Regions from separate parts of the Homo sapiens genome. Here region 1 is linked to region 2. A link is a loop called in an ENCODE intact Hi-C map of the cell type or tissue named here. Cell type or tissue: OCI-LY7. All regions are shown on one strand. Links, peaks and the distances in the headings refer to the core of each region. The heading gives the core; the rest is flanking DNA. Region 1 overlaps LOC105379193 (a long non-coding RNA gene). Region 2 overlaps PROB1 (proline rich basic protein 1).

Evidence for each region. A loop is a pair of places that touch in the nucleus more often than their neighbours do. Peaks named below come from ENCODE experiments on the same cell type or tissue, not always from the same donor. Only the 100,000 strongest peaks of a DNase experiment are listed, where the experiment ranks them.
Region 1: it touches region 2 in a loop (5-fold over the local background); 10 of 110 quality-filtered maps call a loop at or near these places.

The regions. Positions count from the first base shown.
Region 1 is chr5:138,575,855-138,584,290 of GRCh38, forward strand. LOC105379193 (a long non-coding RNA gene) reads left to right here. Exons shown (of 3, transcript XR_001742900.1): 2 at 7,974-8,076. Among named protein-coding and RNA genes, the nearest start is that of HSPA9, 4.7 kb to the left of the region's middle. RefSeq lists enhancers at 1-424, 2-141, 3,640-3,689. In OCI-LY7, for the core only: a CTCF peak has its summit at 3,597 (motif pointing right); a DNase peak (open chromatin) is centred at 3,597.
Region 2 is chr5:139,388,799-139,393,821 of GRCh38, forward strand. PROB1 (proline rich basic protein 1) reads right to left here. Exons shown (of 1, transcript NM_001161546.2): 1 at 1,794-5,023. The coding sequence ends at 3,236. It overlaps MZB1 (marginal zone B and B1 cell specific protein), which reads right to left and starts at 1,115. Exons shown (of 4, transcript NM_016459.4): 1 at 882-1,115. The coding sequence starts at 1,058. It also overlaps a transcript of SPATA24 not described here. RefSeq lists enhancers at 1-347, 2,942-3,236, 4,152-4,201, 4,512-4,721, 4,732-4,901 and 2 more and silencers at 2,252-2,301, 3,572-3,981. In OCI-LY7, for the core only: CTCF peaks have their summits at 3,932 (motif pointing left) and 4,141; DNase peaks (open chromatin) are centred at 2,809, 3,103, 3,943 and 4,253; H3K4me3 peaks cover 2,500 bases; H3K27ac peaks cover 2,500 bases.

The sequences.
Region 1 (8,436 bases), core at 2,615-5,114, 810 kb before region 2:
CGAGTGCACGCCAGCGTTCCCTGGGGCGAGCCCGGGCGCGTGCACACCCCCCGGGCGTGGACGTGTTCCCAGCTCCCGCTCCTGGAGGACGGCGCCATCTTGTCTTGTGGCTTTGTGAAGTGAGGACGTCAGTACTTTTGTTGTTTGGTCCCGCCCGTTGTTCACAACTTGAAAGACACTTGGATATGCAGACAGACGTTAAACAATTTCGTGTTGCGTTTTATCACAGGGGTCTTGGGTTTCCAACTACGAAGCGTTTGATTCACACAGAACATTAGGCCAATTAGCCTGCACAAAGGGAAAAAAAAATAGCTGAGCTTGGCCGGGCGCTCACGCCTGTAATCCCAGCACTTTTGGGAGGCCGAAGCGAGCGGATCGCGAGGTTAGGAGATCGAGACCATCCTGGCTAACACGGTGAAACCCCGTCTCTACTGAAAATACGAAAAAGTAGCCGGGCGTGGTGGCAGGCGCTTGTAGTCCCAGCTACTCGGGAGGCTGAGGCAGGAGAACGGCGTGAACCCGGGAGGCGGAGCTTGCAGTGGGCCGAGATCGCGCCACTGCACTCCAGCCTGGGCGACAGAGCGAGACTCCGTCTCAAGAAAAAAAAGAAAAATAGCTGAGCTTCAGGCTCTTCCTCTCCCCACTGTGCTGGGCCTGACTTGAGACTCCTCTGGCCCTTTTTAAACCTTGTGCTGGTGGCAGGATGTCAACTACTTCACTACCCTGTGACCAGTTTTTAGGTTTTTGTTTTTTTTTTTGAGGCAGTCTTTGTCGCCAGGCTTGAGTGCAGTGGCGCCATCTCGGCTCACTGCAACCTCTGACTCCCTGGTTCAAGCTATTCTCCTGCCTCAGCCTCCCAAGTAGATGGGATTACAGGCGCGCGCCACCACGCCCAGCTAATTTTTATATTTTTGGTAGACACCGGGTTTCACCATGTTGGCCAGGATGGTCTCGATCTCCTGACCTCGTGATCTGCCTGCCTCGGCCTCCCAAAGTGCTGGGATTACAGGCGTGAGCCACCGCGCCCAACCCAGTTTTAGATTTTTAAGAAGAGGAATTAATTGATTCAACAGATATGTTTTGGCATGCCTACCGTGTGTCAGTCACTCTCCCAGGTGGTAGGAATACAGCGAAAGCAAAACACGAACGAATGGCTGATGACAGATTGAACTTGATTTTGGAGATGAAGCAATTTGTCCTGGAAGCCCGCTTTCAAAAAAAGAGAAATGTTTCAGACCCCCTATCTCTTCAGGAAGATCTGTATTATTAAGTAGTCACCCCTGGGTGAGGAACTGTGAAGGAAATGTTGGGGAAAGTTGGGGAGGGAAAGAAGCTAACTGAAGAGTTTACATTCTGAGGAGGATGGCAGTGGGAGTAAGAAAATAAACAAAAGTCTAACGTAACATGGGTTATAGATTATATAGATTCTAAAAGTTTTTAAAAAGCCTCCCACACACTCTTAACTGTCAGCTATTACTATATTATCCTCACTAGTTACTTAACACTTCATTTCTCTTGTTTTTAGTTCTCTCAGAAGGCAGGGGTGGCCAGGCGGTGGCTCACGCCTGTAATCCCAGCACTTTGGGAGGCCGAGGTGGGAGGATCACTTGAACCCAGGAGTTCGAGATCAGCCTGAGCGACAGAGTGAGACTCCATCTTTAGCCTCTGTCGCCCAGGCTGCAGTGTAGTGGTGCAGTCTCAGCTTACTGCAGCCTCCACCTCTCTGGGCTCAGATGATTCCAGTGCCGCCTCAGCGCCCCCCTCCCCCGAGTAGCTGGGATTACAGACATGCGGCACTACGCCTGGCTAATTTTTGTATTTTTCGTAGAGACGGGGTTTCGCCTTGTTGCCCAGGCTGGTCTCCAACTCCTGAACTCAAGGGATCCGCCCGCCTCGGCATCCCAAATGCTGGAATTACAGGCGTGAGCCACTGCGGCCGGCCAATTTTTTTTTTTTTTTTTTTTAAATTGGCTGGGCATGGTAGCAAGCACCTGTAGTCCCACCTACTTGGGAGGCTGGAGTGGGAGGATCACTTGAGTTCAGGAATTTGAGAACAGCCTGGGCAACATGGCAAAACCCCATTTCTACAAAAAATTAGCCGGGCATGGTGGTGCACCTGTAGTCCCAGCTACCAGCTACTCGGGAGGCTGAGGTGGAAGAATCACCTGAGCCAAGAGAGGTCGAGGCTGCAGTGAGTCGTGATTATGATTGTGCCATTTCACTCCAGTCTGGGTGACACAGCGAGACATTAAAAAAAACAAAAAACAAAAAAACAGAAAGAAAGGAGAAAGGAAGGAAGGAGGGAGGGAAGGAGGGAAAGAAGGAAGGAGAAAAGGAAATAAGGAAAGGAAGGAAAGAGAAAGAGAGAAAAGAAAGATGCGGCCGGGCGTGGTGGCTCACGCCTGTAATCCCAGCACTTTGGGATGCTGAGGCGGGTGGATCACCTGATGTCAGGAGTCCGAGACCAGCCTGGCTAACATGGTGAAATCCTCGTCTCTACTAAAAATACGAAAATTAACCAGGCGTGGTAGTGGGCACCTGTAACCCCAGCTACTCGGGAGGCTGAGGCAGGAGAATTGCCTGAACCCAGGAGGCGGAGGTTGCAGTGAGTGGAGATTGCACCACTGCACTCCAGGTGACAGAGCCAGACTCCGCCCCCCCCCCCCCCCAAAAAAAAAAGAGAGAGAAAGGAAGAAAAATGAGAAGGCAGGCTTTCTTAAAGGCTATCCAAACAGGCTCATGATTCCTGTTTGTAGAGATTTAGATTCTAAAACAATATACCGATGCAAAGAAGACAGAGGAGTGACAAATAATATTGAACATTGAAATGCAATAAAAAACATTATGTTCTTACGTTGTACATGACGGGGCGGAGAAGGGCAGGTGGAAATAATTGGAGAAACTGCATACTTCTCACTTCTCTGTTGTATTAACTGGTTCTCCTAAGAGTTTTTCTTTTCTTCTTCTTTTTTTTTTTTTTTTTTTGTATTTTTAGTACAGATGGGGTTTCACCATATTGGCCAGGCTGGTCTCGAACTCCTGACCTCAAGAGATCCGCCTTCCTCGGCCTCCCAAAATACTGGGATTATGGGCGTGAGCCACCGCGCCGGCCGAGAGTTCGCTTTCCTTTTTCTTGCTCTATACGTTAAAAAGCCACGAAGTGTTAATCAAAAGAATCCTGGAATTAGGCCGGGCGCGGTGGCTTACGCCTGTAATCTCAGCACTTTGGGAGGCCGAGGCGGGTGGATCACGAGGTCAGGAGATCGAGACCACGGTGAAACCCCGTCTCTACTAAAAATACAAAAAATTAGCCTTGCGCGGTGGCGGGCACATGTAGTCCCAGCTACTCGGGAGGCTGAGGCAGGAGAATGGCGTGAACCCGGGAGGCGGAGCTTGCAGTGAGCCGAAATCCAGCCACTGCACTCCAGCCTGGGCGACAGAGCAAGACTCCGTCTAAAAAAAAAAAAAAAAAAGAATCCTGGAATCAAATGTTGTTATCTAAGGGTGTAGGAAACTACGATCCTATGGGTACATCCAGTGTGTTTGCTGTTTCTGGTGGTTTCTCAGGCGCCTTGCAAATACTCTCCACGACCACAAGGGGGATGTGGTAGCGCTAGATATTCAAAGCACAAGCTTTATCATATCTTCAGCGTGAAGGACAGGCTACTGGACTGCTTTGCAAATTAACATGGGCTACAGCCTGAAGGCTCAAGGAAATGAACCTGAATCTAAAAACATAAAGGTTCAGATGAGCAAGAATGGACAGATCCGTAGCTAAATGGTATAATTCTTCTACAGCACAGTGCTGTATTTCATTTCTGTTGTCATCTCAGTGCAAAATTGGGAAATGGAAGGAGCTAATGCATAATCTGCATGCAGATAAATGTTTACCAAACAGAGCAGGCGGCTGTCCAATACCTGTGTATGCCATACATATATATTATTCAGGAAATAATTATATATGTATAATTATTTTTTCTTTTATAGAGATAGGGTCTTGCTGTGTTGCCTAGGCTGGTCTCAAACTTCTGGCCTCAAGCAGTCCTCCTGGCTCAGCCTCCCAGAGTGCTGAGATTACAGGCGTGAGCTACAATGCCTGGCCTATATTTTTAATAATATTCTAACTGGCATGATTGTTACTTTAGCATATTTGAAGACAGGTAACTAGTTTCAACTTTTAAGTATTTAAATAACTCATTCATTAATAGGAATTGTCATTAGAATAGTAATCACCAATAGTTGTTGAGCGTTCATTTTAAGTGCCTTACAAATGCTTTATATACATTATTTACTGACATGTTCACAACAATAGTCTCAAGTAAATATTATTGGTATTACCATTTTGCAGATGTGGAAACTGAGGCCTAGAGTGGTTACATAGCAATTGAATGGTGAAACTAGAATTTGAAGCCAAACTCTCTTAACTCCAGAACCTGCACTACTAAACACTAGGCTCTGCTGTCTAATAACCAAGCTAGGTCTTATCTTTTACCTCTACTTTCACATATCCAGAAGGTGCGTTTTATAATACTGGCCTAATACATTATTAATAGCAGTTATTTTAGGCAGCAGAATTAAAAAGTTAGAAATACTTTAACCTTTTTTAGAATTATTTAGGTTCCAGGACAACTATAAAGTTCAATCTGTATTATAACTCATAGGATCAAGTTTATATTTTTAAAGTAAAGTCTCTTTAAACTGGTGACTCAGAAGACATTTTATTCAGTTTCCCCAGAGATGAATAGCATGCTGTGGCACTTTCCATCTTCAGGAAATAAAAATGTGGCATACTGCAGGGATTTGTCACCTTTGTTCTCCTTGGAATTTTTCATGTACCTTTGGCAGATTTCAGGAGACAGTTCCCACTTTTCTCTTTTGGCATTAGCTATACTCTATTGGAGTGCATTACACAGTGTCGCTCCACTCAAGTCTGGTTCAACAGAGCTTGCCCCAGCAAAGTGTAGGAAGAATTATGGCAGGTGATGTCCCTGGCCCCAGAAGTGGTGACAATTAGCAAGTTTCATTCTATGGTGAATGCCTAGTAACCCACCAACCTGCCCTCTTTCTGTTAGGAGAAAAGAGAAATACAGGATGACCCTAAAAGAAAAGTAAGGCAGCAATAAATCAAAATAAGATGTCACTTTGATTAGATAGGACATTTACATTCCAGTGACAATGTAGTCTCATTGCTCAAGGTAGAAAGCAGTCAGTTATGCTCACTCTGGATTTTCAATCAGGTTTGGAAAATAGTTGGCTATTGGATAGGCCAAGGCCTTGTGCAAGAAGTTCCTACTGGGAGTGGGGAGGGCTGACAAAACAAGAGATTTGCTCCTCATGAAGATCTATTTAATATTTAATTCTTAAAGATGTAGGAGCCTTTTCTGGATTTTTTAGTTTAGAGGGCCAAGTTTGTAATTTATTCTTGACCAGCATGATATAGTGTGAAAGGAACCCTGAACTAGCCGTTAAGCCTGAACTTGGGTTCTAGAAACCTGGAAAGAACCTTAGATAAAGAACAGAGAGAATCAGTGAATTGCCCAAGGTCACACAGACTGTTCCAGCTTCTGCTCTACAGCCTCCTTTTTTAACTTGCTATGCTTTTTAGAAATAACCCACATGACTTCAGGTTAAATGTTTAGTCAGTCCAGGACCTTTTTCAAATGCTTACAGACAATTCTGGCTCATCACCCTCTTCCTCCTATCCTGTCCTCACCCTTTCAGGCACATGATTAGTGAAATTACGTCAGTTGCCTTTTCAGTTCGCTTAGATTATATGCTCTCTCTATGCGAGGAGCTGTTGGTTTCTGCTATAGACTGAATGTGTGTGTCCCCCAAAATTTATGTGTTGAATCCCTAATTCCCAATATGATTATATTTGGAAATGGGCCTTTGGGAGGTGATTAAATCATGAAGATGGGCCCTCATGATGGAATTAGTGCCTTTATTTATTTATTTATTTATTTATTTATTGAGTCAGAGTCTCACTCTGTCACCCAGGCTGGAGTGCAGTGGCGATCGCAGCTCACTGCAAGCTCCGCCTCCCGGGTTCATGCCATTTTCCTGCCTCAGCCTCCCGAGTAACTGGGACTACAGGTGCCTGCCACCACGCCCGGCTAATTTTTTGTATTTTTAGTAGAGACGGGGTTTCACCATGTTAGCCAGGATGGTCTCTATCTCCTGACCTCGTGATCCACCCGCCTCAGCCTCCCAAAGTGCTGGGATTACAGGCGTGAGCCACTGCGCCCAGCCGGAATTAGTGCCTTTACAAGAGGAAACAGGAAAGATGATCTCCCCTTCCCCATGAAGAGAGCCCACACCAGAACCCACCATGCTGGCACCCTCATCTCAGACTTTCAGCCTCGGGAAGTGTAAGGAAGAACTGTCTATTGTTTAAGCCATCCAGTCTACAATATTTTGTTGTAGCAGCCTGAGCTGACCAAGACAGTTTCTCAGTTTCCCCATTCCTGTTCCTCAACTGTCAAGAGAGGAAATACCCAGGTTTCCTTAGGAGATGAGAGTTTAATGGAAGACTAGTTGGGAAAGTAAAGCCATTGTCTCAATACCCATACAGCCAGAATGCTGGAAGAACAGGGACTTCTTAGTCAGGCTCCATCAGGAGCTGTAGCGGCCAGTTACCTGTTTTCTTCTTAGAAATGGATTTCTGGTGTTCTCATCTGCACTGACTCTGCCTTTTTCTAGCTCAGCCTTTTTATGTTAGCTTCTCTAATTCTTGTGCTGCAATGGTACCCAAACTTCAGTAGCAGTCAGAATTACTAGGTGGTTCTTTAAGCATGCAGAGCACTGGTATCCCACCTCTGGACATTCAGGTCTGAGATGGGTCGTGGAATCTGCATGTTTAATAGAGGGGGATTCTGTCGGTGGGGTGGAGATTAAGGACCACGTCTTTTTAGAAATAGCCCAAACTCTGTGGTGTCTTCTTGTCTCCAAATTTTTTCATTACATGTCCCTATTAGAAAAATATTGGCGCACATCCTCCCATTATGTGTATGTTCATGTATTTATAAACTACATATGTGTATATAGTACTATTATTACAAATACATAAAAATAGAAAACAAAAATGAAAGAGATAAAATAGAAATAGATTTAAATACTTCTTTCCTGTACCCCAAAGTATCCCTGGGGCTGCTTGTACCACCCTTGCTGCCTTCCTCTGTGTGGCTTGATTACATCATCCCATATGGAAAGCCTTGTCGGGCAGAGTAAAGGCCCAGAAAAGTGCCAAGGTGTCACATGGGTCACTGGTTTACCTTACAGGCCCAGCCTTTAGTTTAAGTGCCAATTGCTTGTTTTATTCAACTAGTGGTTGAGGGGTTGGGTGAGAGGGCTTGTGTGTGTGTGTGCCATGACCTGAAGCAAGCCAGTTTACCTGGAAGGATCGCTTTGACGAGTTCTTCAAGGGAAAAGGGGATCTGCTTGCATAAGGGTCTCATGAACACCTCTCTTCCATAAAAAAATGAACTGTTTCTTTTCTTTTTTTTTTTTTTTTTGAGACAAAGTCTTGCTCTGTTGCCCAGGCTGGAGTACAGTGGCACGACCAAGACTCACTGCATCCTCCACCTTCCAGGCTCAAACAATTCTTGTGCCTCAGCCTCCCAAGTAGCTGGGACTACAGGCATGCGTCACCATGCCCAGCTAATTTTTGTGTTTTTAGTAGAGACGGGGTTTCACCATGTTGGCCAGTCTGGTCTCTAACTCCTGAGCTCAGGTGATTCACCCGTCTTGGCCTCCCAAAGTGCTGGGATTACAGGCATGAGCCACTGCACCCTGCCAGAATAAACTGTTTCTAAGCGTGCCAATGGGTAGAAGCCGTGAATGAGGCCATCCTGCCTGTGCTCTGCAACTTTGCATGGCTTCCCAAAGGAAGTCTGCTCTGTCCTAGGTTGTGTTGGGTGTGTGCATTGGTGTACATGTGTATGGTACTGGCCCACTTCTCTCTCATTCCATTACAGCATGAATCCCTGGCCTGAACTGGGGAAGTCACTTTCAGGATTAAAGGCAGCCAACAGAACATCAGCACCCAGAGCCCTGGAGAACAGCATCTGTGTTTGAGTGGTAAAGTGTCAACAGGCCGCTTAAGGAGGAGTGGTAACTGAGTCCCTGAACCCAAATACAATTCTTCCCTGGGGTCTGTCTGTGCATCTATCTGCTCTCGAGTATAGTCCCAGTTGCCAAAGACGTTTCACTTTTTCTGGTGTGTAATCTGTGGTTCATTGATATTGTCCTCTTGTTCTAGGACACCATTTTGTGAGTGGAGTATCATTTTCACGAGTTAGAGTGACCACACTGGCACTAGAGCTCAAAGTCAGAACTGGGAGAATCCCAGACACATTTCAGAAATCAAGTTACTAAGTAAATAGCAAAGAGCAATCTCCCTAAAAGGTTTATTTAGTTATCAAATACGGAAGGGGGTTT
Region 2 (5,023 bases), core at 2,468-4,967:
AGGTGAGGCCTGGGCACTGGGGTCCCTCGTCCAGGGCACACCTGCCCAGTGGCAAGTGTCATTTTATTTTTATTTATTTATTTATTTAGAGAGAGTCTCACGCCGTTCGTCGCCCAGGCTGGAGTGCAGTGGTACGATCTCAGCTCACTGCAGCCTCCACCTCCCAGGTTCAAGTGATTCTTCTCCCTCAGCCTCCCAGGTAGCTGGGACTACAGGTATGTGCCACCACACCCGGCTAAAATTTTGTATTTTCAGTAGTGACGGGGTTTCACCATGTTGGCCAGGCTGGTCTCGAACTCCTGAGTTCAGGCGATCGGCCCCGCTCAGCCTCCCAAAGTGCTGGGATTACAGGCGTGAGCCACCGCGCCCGGCCGGCACGTGCCATTTTAAACCACAAGAGCAAGGTAAGAAAAACTGGAGCCCAATATTCAATCACACAAGTACTCCCAGGCCCCCACCTCACAGAGACACTGGCACGCAGGCATGCTCAGCAGGTGTGTGTGTGAAGCCAGACACACGCATACTCACGTGCAGGCGCTCACACGTGTGCACTTGCACCATGTACACATAGCCAAAGCCGCCCCGTCAGGGTTGGGGAGGGAGTCCGGACTCAAGGATGGGCCTGGAAAGGGAGAAGTCTAAGGACAAGTGAGTGATTCCCTGGGGTCTCAAAATACTGAGGAGGTCTCCCAGATTGTCTGCTGTTAGGCAGGCAGATGGGTAAACTGAGGCATGGAATATATGAAAGGCTGCATCTGTGGCTTGATGCCCAGTGGTAGGGATTGGGGATCAAAGGCCGGTGGTGGAATGTGAGGTGGGTGGAGGGGTCTGGCTTGAGAAGGGGTGTGAGCAGGGCAGGGTGACAGTGGTGAAGGACTCACCTGGTAAGCCACAGCTCTGCAGGCATCACAGCGCAGGTGAGCGGGCATGTGGGCTGAGTACATCTCCTCATCATCCAGTTGTGGGGCTGTGGCTGTGAGTGGCGCCCTGTCCCCGAGGCCCCCTGGGATGGCCCAGGCTCCCAGCAGCAGCAGCAGCAGTGGCAGTGACAGCCTCATGGCCCCAGGAGCCAGTTCAGCAAGTGTAGTCTGTGGTTGAGGTGCAGATGTGTGTGTGCTTGTGTGGTGTGGGGACCGCCACAGAACACCTGGCCTAGACCAATGGGGAACTGACACCTCACCCCTCCCATCCTCCTCCCACTCCCTCCTCCAGGGCCCCGAAGATGCCACGTGGGCATTGTCCTCTAGCTGGACCCTGGCTCCAGCCATCTCAGCTCCATTTCACAGATAGGGAGCACTGAGGCAAGGAGAGGGGCTGGGCCTAGGCAGGAACACATAGGGGCCGATACTGCCCACATCCTGTGATCTGGCCAAGTGGCAGGCACTGTGCTGAGTGCCTTGTGGGAAGAGTTGGTTGGCTGCCGTCATCTTTTTTTGTTTCATTGACCTTTCTGAGAAATGAGACTGTCATGTTTATTCTGCCTCTTCCGACACAAAGGCTCAGAGAGAGGTGACAAATCCAAGGCCACATAGCTAGAGGGGCCATGCTGAGAAACCCAAGCCTGATTGACCCCAAGGCTCCCTGGCCACTCAACCACCAGAAGGAATGAGGTGTGGCTGCCAGCCTCCTGGGAGGCAAGTTCAGGGAGACAGGGATGCTACAGTGTTTCCAAGACACACATGGTCTCCTTCCCTAGCCCTGAGGTCCCCTCCACCCAGGCCATACCCAGGCGTGGAAGGGCACTGTGGAGGGTGTTGAGAGGCTGTGGCAGGAAATCAGGCACCTCACACCAGTTATTTCAGCCATGATGGCTCCATGGTCAGTGATTTATTACACACCAGGATGAGGTAAAGACACCTGGGGTGGCCCCAGGGCCCTCCATGCCATCGGAGCTGGCATCTCCAGCTAGAAAATGGCCAGTTGTTCTGATTCGTAGCTCTCCTAGTCAGCTTCCAGTCCAGGGCAGAGGGCAGGGACTGCTAGGGACCTGGGCCCCCTGACAGGCCTGGAACAACGAAGGCATCCATCCCCATCCCTGCCACTGCTTCTCATGGAAACTGTCCTTCCCAAACTCATCACATCACACACCAGGCTGGCAAGGGCCAGCCATTTCCGGTTCAGAACTATATACAGACCCCCACGCACACCACCTCCCACCTCATGCAGACCCCCCTCATCTCCCTCAGAGGCTCCTGGAATCTCAGGGCAACTGAAGTGCAGGCTCTGGGCCCTGTCCCTTGCTGTGACTGGTCTGTAGGGCCAGCCCCTCTCTGGCCATTGTTGCCACATCTGTTACTGGGGAGTGGAACCTGCCAAGAGCTTCAGATCCCTCTGGATACTCCACCAGGGGTATCGCTTCTACTGCTGGCCCTAACCCACCTTCTGGCCACACAGAGGGGTCAAGAGGCTCCTGTGGGACAAGAGCCCAACCCTCCCTCTTCTCAGAGCTTCCTGATGACCATTTCACCTACTCCCGATGTAGGGGGTGGGGGACTGAAGCCCCACCCCTGGCCCAAAAATGAGTCAGCTCAGCTCTGAGGGCCAGGCTCCCCATCTTCCCACCCCAAGTTCCAGGCTAACCCCCAACCCAGGCCCTCCCTGTATTCCTTGCTTTGCCTCCACCTGCTGTCCCCCGCCTTAGCTCTTTCTCGGAGCCAGCCTGGCCTGGGCTGTACTGGCCACTTTCCCCCCAGTAACCTCCAGGGCCAAAGCTCAGCTCCTCTTCCTAAGAGCAGACTCGACAGCCAGAGTCCTTCCTGCCACCTCACCAGGGGCACTGGCCAGCCTCACCTCAGCTGGGCCCACCATCAGGGAGGGCAGACAGTTCCCCGCCCTGTCTCCTGCTGCTCCCGTTCCTGCTGCCCCACGGCAGCCACAGCACCTCCTCTGATCGGCTCCTGGGGACAAGCCCAGGGATGCCTCACTTTCCCTATTTGCTTGCCCGCATATACACATATACACACACCCACACACCACACCACACCACGCCCTGGGAATGCCTGGGAAAGGGATACATAATTTTGTTGGGGGAGGAAGTAGGCAGCCACTTCCTGGGTGACTCCAGCTCCACCAGCCTCGGGGCTCAGATTCATTCTCTGAAGATCACTTCCTGTCCGACGACTGACTGGGATGGGTTAAAGACAGAGGCGACGGAAGGAGAGGAGGGTAGGGGCTTGGATGCCAGAACCTCCCAGGCATCCAAGGGCTCCAACTCCATGGGGATCGGCCCGGGGCCTCACAGCGGGAACAATGAACCCTTGCCGGGCTGGGTGGGACCTGAGCTGGAGGGCGGCGCACAGAGGAGCAGAGGAGGTGCGGGGTTGGGGGTCCCGCTCACCGGCAGGTAGTAGGTCCCGTCCAGGGGCCCTGCCTCAGAGACCCAGGGTAGCTGGGGGCTGCCGAGGGCCTGCGGGCCCGGGGACGGTGGCAGAGAGAGGCTGGGTATAGGCCCATAGGCGGGCGGGTAGAGGCCGAGCCCCAGGGCCAGAGGGGTGTAGACGCGGTGGGGCGGCCCGGGAGACGAGGGCGGCAGCAACACCTCCACGTACTGCCCACTCTCAGGGTCGAAGAGCACCCGCAGCCGAGGCTGCCGCGGCGCCTCCACAAAGTAGTAGCGGCCGCTCTCGGGGTCCACCAAGACCTTCCCCAGGGGCGCGGCCCCGGGCTGCCTGCGCGCTCCCTGGGAGGGGCTTTGCGGGGACCGGTCCGTGGGAGGCGCCGAGGCAGCGCGGGGCTGGGCTGGGGCCGTCCTGCCCGCCAACGCCAGGGGCTCCCGCGGGAGTGGCGCCTGGACGGCAGCCGCGGGCTCGGGGGCCGTAGGTGGTGTCTTCGGTTTGGGTGCTATCCCAGGGCTCGGGCTGGCTTGCATCTGAGGGGAGCCGGGGCGGGGCGATCGGACCCCTGCTGGCCCTACGGGGGAGCGCTGGGATGAGCTGCGGGCGCCGCCTAGAGGGCTGGTCCGACCGTCGCCGTCGGGGACCAGGCGCTGGGCCTCTACATCCCTGTTCTCTCCTCCAGGGCCGCGCGCTCGCACTCGCGAGGTTACCTCGGGCCGGCGACCCAAGGCCAGGGCCCCAGGCAGGCGGATCTCTGTGCGCTTGAAGGGCTTCGCCGTGCTGTTCTCTGCCCTCCGCCGCAGGACCCCGTTGGGCTGTGAGGCGTCCCGGGCGACCGTGTCGAAGGACGGTTCAGGAGGCTCGTAGGGGTGCGGCACCACCGGTAGAAAATCCTTGATGAAAACGGAAGTGTAGTGAGCCGGGGCGGGGGGCCCCAGTGCTGGCGGCTCTTGCGTCTTGGATTCGCCGCCCTCCTCCCCGCAGGGGTCGGCAGGAGGCGCAGGCAGCCCAGAGCCTTGTGCTCCTGCCGGGAAGCCTGGCGCGTACGTGGTCTTCACCAACTTGCGCACGTCTCGAGGCCGCGGAATGGCCATGCGCGGGCGTCCCGAGGCCGCCTCTCCAGGACCCAAGACTTCCGGGCACTTATCCGCGTCCAGGGTGCCCACAGGGTGGCTGCCGGGCGGCTCGGGTGCTGCTACCTCTGGGGACTGCTGACTCCCTCCAAAGGCAAGATCTGAAATTTCCCGCGTGGATGGACTCTGCATCTCTGTTGGTTCTGGAGTGCCGGGTGCGGACGGTGTAGGCGGTGCCAACTCCTCCTGAGTTAACCCATTCTGAGCTTCCTGAGTAAATGCTATCGATGAGCCCGGCCCCATGGGATCCCATGTCTCTTGGGGAGATGGGCCCCAAGTTCCAATAGGACGATCTGGAGCCTCCCACGGGAAGAAGGCCGGCGGGGACGGGCTGCTACGTGGCTCCACCGCATCCGCGACTGCCGAATGTGGAATCTCCCACAGGGAAGGGGCTTCGAGGGACGGGCTCCTTTCCCCAGCAACACACTGATTCCACTGGGAAAGGATCGGAGGGGAAGGGCTTCTCCTGCTGACAGTTTCCTCGACGGCAGGATTTTGATTTTCCCACTCGGAGGAGGCTTCAGGGAACAATGGGCTACTCACCCTCCGAGTAGT